Regions from separate parts of the Homo sapiens genome. Here region 2 is linked to region 1. The links are chromatin loops, found by intact Hi-C in ENCODE. Cell type or tissue: heart left ventricle. All regions are shown on one strand.

What was found. A loop is a pair of places that touch in the nucleus more often than their neighbours do. Peaks named below come from ENCODE experiments on the same cell type or tissue, not always from the same donor. Only the 100,000 strongest peaks of a DNase experiment are listed, where the experiment ranks them.
Region 2: a loop joins it to region 1, with 7 times the contacts of the local background. A loop is called at or near these places in 45 of 110 quality-filtered maps.

The regions. Positions count from the first base shown.
Region 1 is chr2:135,471,339-135,476,338 of GRCh38, forward strand. All of the region lies in intron 2 of ZRANB3 (zinc finger RANBP2-type containing 3), which reads right to left. Among named protein-coding and RNA genes, the nearest start is that of ZRANB3, 57 kb to the right of the region's middle. In heart left ventricle, a CTCF peak has its summit at 2,434 (motif pointing right); no DNase peak of the experiment used is centred here.
Region 2 is chr2:135,707,014-135,712,013 of GRCh38, forward strand. It overlaps R3HDM1 (R3H domain containing 1), which reads left to right. Exons shown (of 27, transcript NM_001378107.1): 22 at 2,420-2,523; 23 at 3,046-3,218. Among named protein-coding and RNA genes, the nearest start is that of UBXN4, 32 kb to the right of the region's middle. In heart left ventricle, no CTCF peak of the experiment used is centred here; a DNase peak (open chromatin) is centred at 3,078.

The sequences.
Region 1 (5,000 bases):
AGCCAACACTTCAGCAATAAGATCTTACCATAAGTTATTTAAGGAATATGGTAACTTGCAACATTTTAGTATTTTATAAAATGTGCAAACAACCAAATTATTACTATGTCAGCAACAAGCTCCTTGGCTTCCAAAGAAGCATTCACTGTGTTTCAGAGTTTTGGGGAGATGTTAAGAAAATATATAAATTGCTTCACTGTAACAAAATATCGTAACTATTTTTAAAAACTTCATATTTTATCAAATATTAGTCATTTTGTATGTAAAGAAAGGTAATTAGGCAGTGATTTTGCAACTATATATTTACTGGGGAATTATTTCCATGGCTACTAAAGATAAGTAACAGGGTTCACGAAATGCAGAATTGATTCAGTTTTCTCGATAGTACATCAAACATTCCATTTCTGAAGGGTAATGGAAAGGGTATACCTAAAATCAAGTTACCACAAATACAAAGGGAATATCTAGATCTTTTTTATGGTATAGGCTAAAGTTATTTTGCCTTTAGCATTACCAAAAATCAGTCATTACATGACTAGTCTTTGGAAATTATTATATTCTGACATTTTCCATTGAATTATTTATCATGAAGAGACAACTTCAGTCTTCTTTCACTGGAAGGATGAAGGCTCCCAAAGGAAGAAAGCAAAATAGAAAGGAAGGAATGCAAAGTGAAACAGCAAATAAATGTAAGAATGAAATTCTTCCCTGAGAGACTTGAGAGGCTCATGGCATTATAAAGAAAAGCACCAACTTTATATCTGATGGGAAACTAATTTAAAACAAAACATACTGTCATAGATAACCTCATAGTATATGAATAATTTCTATCTTATAGTGTATTCAAATTAGATATGACCTGTTTAAAACTCACAGATGTGGCCGGGCACGGTGGCTCATGCCTATAATCCCAGCACTTTGGGAGGCCGAGGCAGGCAGATCACAAGGTCAGGAGATCGAGACCATCCTGGCTAACACGGTGAAACCCTGTCTCTACTAAAAATACAAAAATATAGCTGGGCATGGCGGCATGTGCCTGTAGTCCCAGCTGCTGGGGAGGCTGAGGCAGGAGAATGGCGTGAACCCGGGAGGCGGAGCTTGCAGTGAGCTGAGATCGAGCTACTGCACTCCAGCCTGGGTGACAGCGAGACTCGGTCTCAAAAAAAAAAAAAAAAAAAAAAACTCACAGATGTTCACAAGCTTGGGATTATTTTGGGATGCTTGCATTGTCACTATTTGACTTTTTTCCCCCAGTCTTGCATTATGACATGTCAGAATCTATGGTATAACAGAATGCCATTGTCCATATTTCATCATAACAAGAATCTGCAATATTCTCATGGAAGGCAGAGTGGTGGAACAGAAAGAGTAAAGCAAAAATAGGTTGAAATATCAGCCACCTCTGTTATTGGCTTATAAGTCTTATACCTCAGACAAATTACATTGAGAGTTGAACAAACAGGAGGCTGTTAATAAATTTGTATAAATGAACCACTTTAAGCTCAATGTGGTTCATTTACAGGTAAAGGAGAGCTAGTAGTAAGTTTATACATCGTAGGGTTGTAGCCTTATATATGTAACACTTCTAGCATATAATATGTGCTTTTGAAAATCAAATTCACTTTCATATTCATTCCTATACCCTAAGAAAGTGGACCATTCAATATTACTAGTACAGCTGTACTATAAGCATTTTAAATATACAGTCAAATGGCATTAAGTACATTCACTTTGTTGTGCAACCTTCACAACTATCCATCTCCTGAACTTTATCATCCCAAACTAAAACTCTACCCATTAAATGATAATTCTCATGATGTCCCTTCTCCATAAACTCTGGTAGCCACCTTCCATTTTCTGTTTCTATGAACTTGAATATTCTAGGTACCTCATGTAAATGAAATCATATAATATTTGTCCTTCAGTTATATCTAAAGGATCAAATAATCCAATGGTAACAGCAACTCATCTACCAAAAAGACCTAAAATAAACATATGCAAACATACCAACACCACAAAAATCTATTTTTATGATCAAAGAATTTGAGCTGGGAAAAGGACATTGATATACTAACCAATTTTATGGCATAACTGGAAAACTACTACCATTGCCCACATAATGCTTTATAAGTACTAAGTAGCAGTATACATATGAAAGGACTCAGGTAATGTACATTGCCTTTGTCTCAAGATAGCTAGTAATATGCTAAAAAAAAAAAAAGATGGAAAGGAAAAGAATATGGAAATACACATTCGATTTTAAAATGTGTTTTCATAATAGTGTATCATTCCACATCATTAAGTAAGCCCACAGAATTATTCTGGTGCCTATGAATAGATAATGGTGTCTTCGTATTTGTCTTAAATAGAACCAAGGTCATTGTCAAAGATTTCTGGCTATGACACAATGGCCATCTTTCTTTTAGACCCCCAGGTGGCAGTGTGGCCCAGGGCAGAAGTCACTTTCTCAGCTGCAAAGCTTCCATCCTACCCAATATAAAAATATCACTTTTTATAGAAGAAACTTACCTTGCCTGATAGACACACTTATAAAAACTAATGTAGGACACACACAGAGGCTCATGCTTGTAATTCCAGCACTTTGGGAGGCTGAAGCAGGCAGATCAATTGATCTCAGGAGTTTGAGACCAGCCTGTGCAACACAGTGAAACCCTGTCTCTACCAAAAACAAAAATACGAAAAATAGCAGGGTGTGGTGGCTTGCGTCTCTAGTCTCAGCTACTTGGGAGGCTGAGGCGGGAGGATCACATGAGCCTGGAAACCAGAGGTTGCAGTGAACCATGATAGCACCCCTGCACTCTGGCCTGGGAGACAGATCAGGACCCCATCTCAAAAACAAACAAACTGACAAAAAACCAAAAGACTAATCTAGAATGCTAAAACCAACAATTAGTTCCAGTTCATTTTTAGTAAATAATATAAATTCATTGGATTCTGCCATGTTTGACTCAACCCGACTCTAGCCTTACTTAAATTTCCTCTTTCAAGGGATTGATATAATTTGGATGTTTGTCCCCTCGAAATTTCTTATTAAAATGTGATCCCCAATGGTGGAGGTAGGGTATCGTGGGAGGAATCTGGCTCATGGGGGTGTGGTGCCCTCCCCACAGTTAGAAGTGAGTTCTCACACGTTTAGTTACCATGAAATCTGATCATTCAAAAGAAGCTGGCGCCTCCTCTCTCTCTTGCTCCCTCTCTCACCATATGACATGCCTGCTCCTAACCTTCCACCATGAGTAAAAGCTTTGTGAGGTCTCACCAGTAGCCAAGTAGATGCTGGTATCATGCTAGTACAGCCTGCAGAACCAGAGCCAAATAAACTTATTTTCTTTATAAATTACCCAGCATCAGATATTCATTTATAGCAATACTACAAGGACTAATGCAAGGATGGATAATGAAATATTTTCGAGAATACCTATAGTTCGGTTTAAATATAGTACAGTTACTATGATAAGCTGAAAGTTCAATATCTAGGTGTTCAAAGTTATTTCTTCTAAGGTAGGGGAAAGAAAGGTTTTATACATACCAGTGAGGTATCATAAACCGAGAATTGAGATGCAACTCAAAAGGGCATTACCTTAATCCAAAAACACACCACCCTTGCACTCCCATTCACACACTGACTTTCAGGATGATACTAGCCATCTGCCTCTGCCTTCATGAACTGGTAAGAACCATGGCATGCTTGTTCTGCAGACAAAAGGGCTGTTCTACCTTGCACTTCATTTGTTGGTTTCCTCATTTGTTGATGCCTAACAATGGGATCAACCATTCACTTACCCAGTAGCCAGTTTTATTGTTAGAAATGTAACACATTCTTCTGTATTTTGTAACTATTCCCCAATTTCTAGTTTCTGAATAGAAAAAACCCTTTCTTACACAGTCTGTACTTACACATGAAGCATTCACTTAACATTGGGGTCCCATTTATGTCTTCACTGCTAGAGAGGAACCTCTTCCTGCCCTCCATCCACTTCTCTGTCTGCAGTCATTTTGAAAGCCTCAGTTTGCAGAGATGATTCATCTATTCATAAATATGTAAATAACTAACTCACAATAATTAAATCTAAAGCTTCTTGACTATATCTTTTGAACTGGGCATCATGTTGTCATGCTCAATTTCATAGAGTTTTAAGAGTATACCCATGATCATAATGGTGGCATGGGCATACTCTTGACATGGATGGAATGAACAGAACCTAAAGCCAGCTTTGGCTAAAGCTCATGCTTCTTTTGTGCTATCCCAGTGTTATTAAGTACTTAAAACAATGCTAAGCACTACACAGATACTTTCCAGAAAGGCCAAGTTTTAAAGTTATTTCATTAGGTTATTTTGGGGATTCACAAAAACATACACAGTGCCAAAGGATATTTAAATTAACCAAAGAAAAAATTAAAGTGGCTAATAAGGCAAATAAAAATATTAAAATTTTGGCTGGGTGCAGTGGCTCACACCTGTAATCCCAGCACTTTGGGAGGCTGAGGTGGGAGGATCACCTGAGGTCACAAGTTCAAGACCATCCTGGCCAACATGGTAAAACCCAGTCTCTACTAAAAATACCAAAATTAGCCAGGCATGGTGACAGGTGCCTGTAATCCCACTTACTCGGGAGGCTGAGGCAAGAGAATCGTTTGAACCCGGGAGGCGGAGGTTGCAGTGAGCCAAGATTGCACCACTGTACTCCAGCCTGGACAACAGAACAAGACTCCATCTCAAAAGAAAAAAAAGAAAAAAAATTAAAATGTTTAGTGAGCTTGCTGATCTAATAAAAGTTAAAGAGTCAACTAAACTCAATGTATGGAGCTTATATGGATCTTCATATGAATAAACAAACGGCATGAAAACACTTTTGAAATAAGTGGGGACATTTTAATATGTACCAAATATTAGATATATTCAGCAATTAAATTTTGATAGCTGTGATAAATAACATTGTATGTATGAGAAAGTTTCTTATTTGTTAGAGATTAAAATG
Region 2 (5,000 bases), 240 kb after region 1:
CCCCACCTCCCTCCTGGACGGGGCGGCTGGCTGGGCGGGGGGCTGGCCCATTCATAGTTTTATGTCAGGACTTTTCAGGAAGTTTGGGGATAAATGGGATTATTTGAGATTGATGTTTCATTTTTCTGTTAAAGGGTAGGATATCAACTTTGAATGACTAGGCCTGGTGCTTTACTTTAAAAGTCCTTCTTTCCCTCCTGTCTTCCAAAGGAGGAGAAACTTGTGAAATTACTATAGAACTGATTCATCTCTGGTATAATATATTTGTATTTTTAAAGAGAGAGTGTAAATACTGACTTCTGTGCTTTCTTTTTTCTAAAGTGTTTAAGTGATTTAAGAGGGTGTCTCATTGCCTAGTCTATGTCCCTTGAATTATCTATACGTCTCTCAGAAGATAAGTAGAGGCCTGGAACTCATTTACATAATTCTAAAACTTGATTCTTACTCATTTACCTAACGGGTAATCTAGTGCTAGAAACCCACTAGAGTGGTAAAATGAAATCGCAGTTTGTAATTTAGTAGAGTATGGGCTATATTGCTTACTTCAGTGACCGACCTGAGTATTCCCTTCCCTTTGCAGGATGGCTTGCTTTCACCCACATGTCTCAGACCTTAGCAAACAAGATCAGAGTGAGGGGCATGGCTCAGGAGAGCTGTTCACATGGGTTAGAACAGAGCCTAAAAAACCTTCCACCTCTGGGGACCTTTCTGTTTTCCTCAATTTCGGCACATTTACAGACTTAAGCTGTATTATTTCCACAGGTAGCTAATACTTATATTACACATTACAACCATAATTAACATAAATTTCAGAAAGTACTGTTTTCACTTATGATCCAAAATCACTTTCTATTAAATCCTCCCTTTATATCTCTTTTTCCCTTTTATTGAACCGCTCTGAGTTACTGCCCCTAAAAAGGCATAAAGCTTTACTAATTCTTATTAACTGTCAGCCTGAAAGACAGAATTAACTTTTTATTATGGAAATCTGTAAACATATATAAATATAAACAGAAGTATACTGAACCCATATATGCCCATCACCAATTATGTAATTACTAATCTGTTTTCATATAAATCTCTGCCTCTTCTCCCTCCAATATTAGTTTGAAATAAATCCCAGGCATCATAGTATTTCATATCCATGAGTATTTCAGCATATGTATCCCTGAAGGATTTTTTAAATCCCACATAATATCATTTTATATCTTAAAATATTGAGGTTAATTCATTAATTACATCAAATATCCAGTTAATATTTGTATTTCCTTCTGCCCCGCAAATATTGCTTATGTTTTTACACATTTGTCTTAGAGTTTCCCATATTCTGGATTTTACCGATTGCGTCATCATACTGTCATTTAACATGTCTTCCTGTATTCTCTGTAATTCAGTAGTTTTGTATAAAGTTTAATGCAATTATACGAGACACAGGTGCAAAAAGTTATTCCAACTAAATTAAGAAATACTGTTTTTGTAAGACAGCTTTTTAAAATGACAAAGACAATAGAGTTTTAGATATAAATTATGGCTCTCAGTTACTCATGAATTCTCAGAATAGTATCATTCTGTGGTTTTTAACTATTATAAAAAAATTCTAGAAAAAACTTCAGAGATAATGTTATGACAAACCCCATATTAATTTGAGTCTGAAAGACTGCTCAGGCCAGGTGCAGTGGCTCACACCTGTAATTCCAGCATGTGGGGAAGCTGAGACAGGAGGATCACTTGAGGTCACGAGTTCAAGACCAGCCTGGCCAAAATGGCAAAACCCCATTCTACTAAAAATGCAAAAAGTAGCCGGGTGTGGTGGCAGACACCTGTAATCTCAGCTACTTGGGAGGCTGAGGCAGGAGAATTGCTTGAAGCCTGGAGGCAGAGGTTGCAGTGAACTGAGATCGTACCACTGCTCTCCAGCCTGGGTGACAGGGCAGAACTCTGTCTCAAAAAAAAAAAAAAAAAAAACTAACTGTTCAAAAATACAGCAGTAACTTAATGGTTTCACACTAATAGCCTTTAATTTTTGTCAATATTTTGTTAACTATGTCAGAACATGTTCTGTTGTTTCCTCTATTCTTAGTAATTAGTCTCGCTCTGTCGCACAGGCTGGAGTGCAGTGGCGCAATCTCGGCTCACTGCAAGCTCTGCCTCCTGGGTTTACACCATTCTCCTGCCTCAGCCTCCTGAATAGCTGGGACTACAGGCACCTGCCACCACGCCCGGCTAATTTCTTGTATTTTTAGTAGACATGGGGTTTCACCGTATTAGCCAGGATGTTCTCGATCTCCTGACCTCGTGATCCGCCCGCCTTGGCCTCCCAAAGTGCTGGGATTACAGGCGTGAGCACCGCGCCCAGCCCATTCAAGAATGTTTATAGTCATCCTCCTCTCATTATGCTGTTTTTTTGTTTTTTCCATAGCTCTTCAGTAGGTTACCTGCAACATCCAGGATCAGAACAAGTACAATTTCCTCGAACCACTTCACCATGCAGTTCCCAGCAGCTTCAAGGCCACCAATGTACAGGTATAAAGAAATCAGTGAAAATAAGATGATTGGTTCATATGAGAAATAGTTCGATTACTTTCCTTAGGCATTTCTACAAAAAGCTTCTCAATTTGTGATGTGCTGAAATACACCCACAATATTGAGGGTGCTGTACTGAATCATAGTTAACATGTGCAGTCCACTTCTTCCTTTCCTTCTACTGCTGCTATCACAGTACTATCCTGATTCTCCTTTCTCAGAAGTATTGATACTCTCTAGGGTTATTTCCTATGCCTTCTGTCATTACTCTTCCAGCTGTTCCTGTTTACTCCAAATTACCTTTATGATAAGTGAGATGTTTAGGCCTACAGAGTCCATCTTAATGCCTGTTTAAACACACAATACTTGTAGTGTGATGCACTAGGGCTTCAACCTGGTTTTCTTAGTTAATAGTAAAATTTTATTCAGAAATGTAAAATTACTACTGTTATCCTAGTGTTCAGAAACACCAACTAGTTGCTAAAATATTCTGACTATAGCATCCTAAATTCTGATTTTCAGCTGGACCACCACCGCCACCTGGTGGGGGGATGGTGATGATGCAGCTCAGTGTACCAAACAATCCACAATCTTGTGCCCACTCACCCCCGCAGTGGAAACAAAACAAATATTACTGTGATCACCAGAGAGGACAGAAGTGTGTAGAATTTAGCAGTGTAGACAATATTGTCCAGGTAAGATGGTTTTGTTCATTATCATTTTGAAACGTTACATTTTTGTTACCTAAGATTGACTTATAAGGCTTGAATTTGAAATCCCGTCAGCCAGATTAATAAAAGAATTTGGGCCAGGCGCGGTGGCTCTCCCCTGTAATCCCAGCACTTTTTGGGAGGCTGAGGCACGGGGATCACCCAGTTTCAGACCAGCCTGACCAACATGGTGAAATCCCATCTCTACTAAAAATACAAAATCAGCTGGGTGTAGTGGCACATGCAAAAATACAAAATCAGCCGGGTATGGTGGTAGCATGCATCCCAGCTACTCAGGAGGCTGAGGCAGGAGAATCGCCTGAACCCAGGTGAGTGGAGGTTGTAGTGAGCCAAGATCGTGCCATTGCACTCCAGCCTGGGCAACAAGAGTGTAACTCTGTCTCAAAAAAAAAAGACGGAGGAAAAAAAGAATCAGTGTTTAAATATTATTTGCTAACTTCTGCGTATTCAAAAAAGTGTTTTCTAACTTAAAAAGATAAACTAGATCTAAAATTTGGTGAAGAAAAATAAGCATTTATCCTACCTTTCCCATATGACTATATATTAATGTAACCAAATAGTTGATAAGGGAATGTTCTCTGTAGAATAATCCAGTTAATAAATGCAGAAGCAATGGTAGAATTAGAAAATTGCCAGAAAATCATCAGCAGATCCTAAAAATATTAGATTAAAAAGTTTTGGTTGAGAAACTGCTCACTTTAAAAAAAAATTTTGAGAGGTATTTTAAATGGATGAATTAGAGAGACAGCCCTGAATCCACTGATCAGTTGTAACATCACTAAAAGTGGGCCAGCCAAACATTATTTACCTCTTCATGTGGTATAGAAGGAAGTACACAGCATTACTTATGATATACTCTTACCGAAATTTGAATCTATTCAAGCCTCTAACCCTAGCTACTAGTTTATGGGAAATATAAGAAGAAACAAAAACAAATTACCTGATACCTGATACCAGTGGGACATTTTACTTGACAAATTGGCCCTGTTACTTGAATAGATGGCATTTTGAAATAGGAGCTTGGTCTGTTATACATTAAAAGAGACTCAAGAGGTATAATATCAGATATAATGTATGGATCTTATTTGGATATTGAATGATCAAAAGACATTTTTTAAGGCCAGGCGCAGTGGCTCATGCCTGTAATCCCAGCACTTTGGGAAGCTAAGGCAGACCTGGAACGCAGGAGTTCGAGACCAGCCTGGGTAACATGGTGAAACCCTGTCTCTATAAAAAATACAAAAAATTATTCGGCCATGGCAGTGTGCACCTGTAGTCCCAGCCACTCAGGAGGCTGAGGCAAGATTGCTTTATCCCAGGAGTTCAAGGCTGCAGTGAGCTATGATCATGCCACTGCGCTGCCCCCTAGCAACAGAGGGAGACCCCAACTCTTTGAAAAAAAAAAAAAAACCCAGGCACAGTGGCTCATGCCTATAATCCCAGCACTTTGGGAGGCCAAAGCGGGCAGATCACCTGAGGTCAGGAGTTTGAGACCAGCCTGGCCAACATGGAGAAACCCCGTCTCTACTAAAAATACAAAACTTAGCTGGACGTGGTGGCGGGCACCTGTAATCTCAGCTACTCAGGAAGCTGAGGCAGTAGAATTGCTTGAACCCAGGAGGCAGAGGTTGCAGTGATCTGAGATCGTGCCCTTGCACTCCAGCCTGGGTGACAGAGCGAGACTCTGTCTAAAATTAAAAAAAAAAAAAAAAAAAAAAAAAGAGTTGTCCGTTAGATATAAATGTT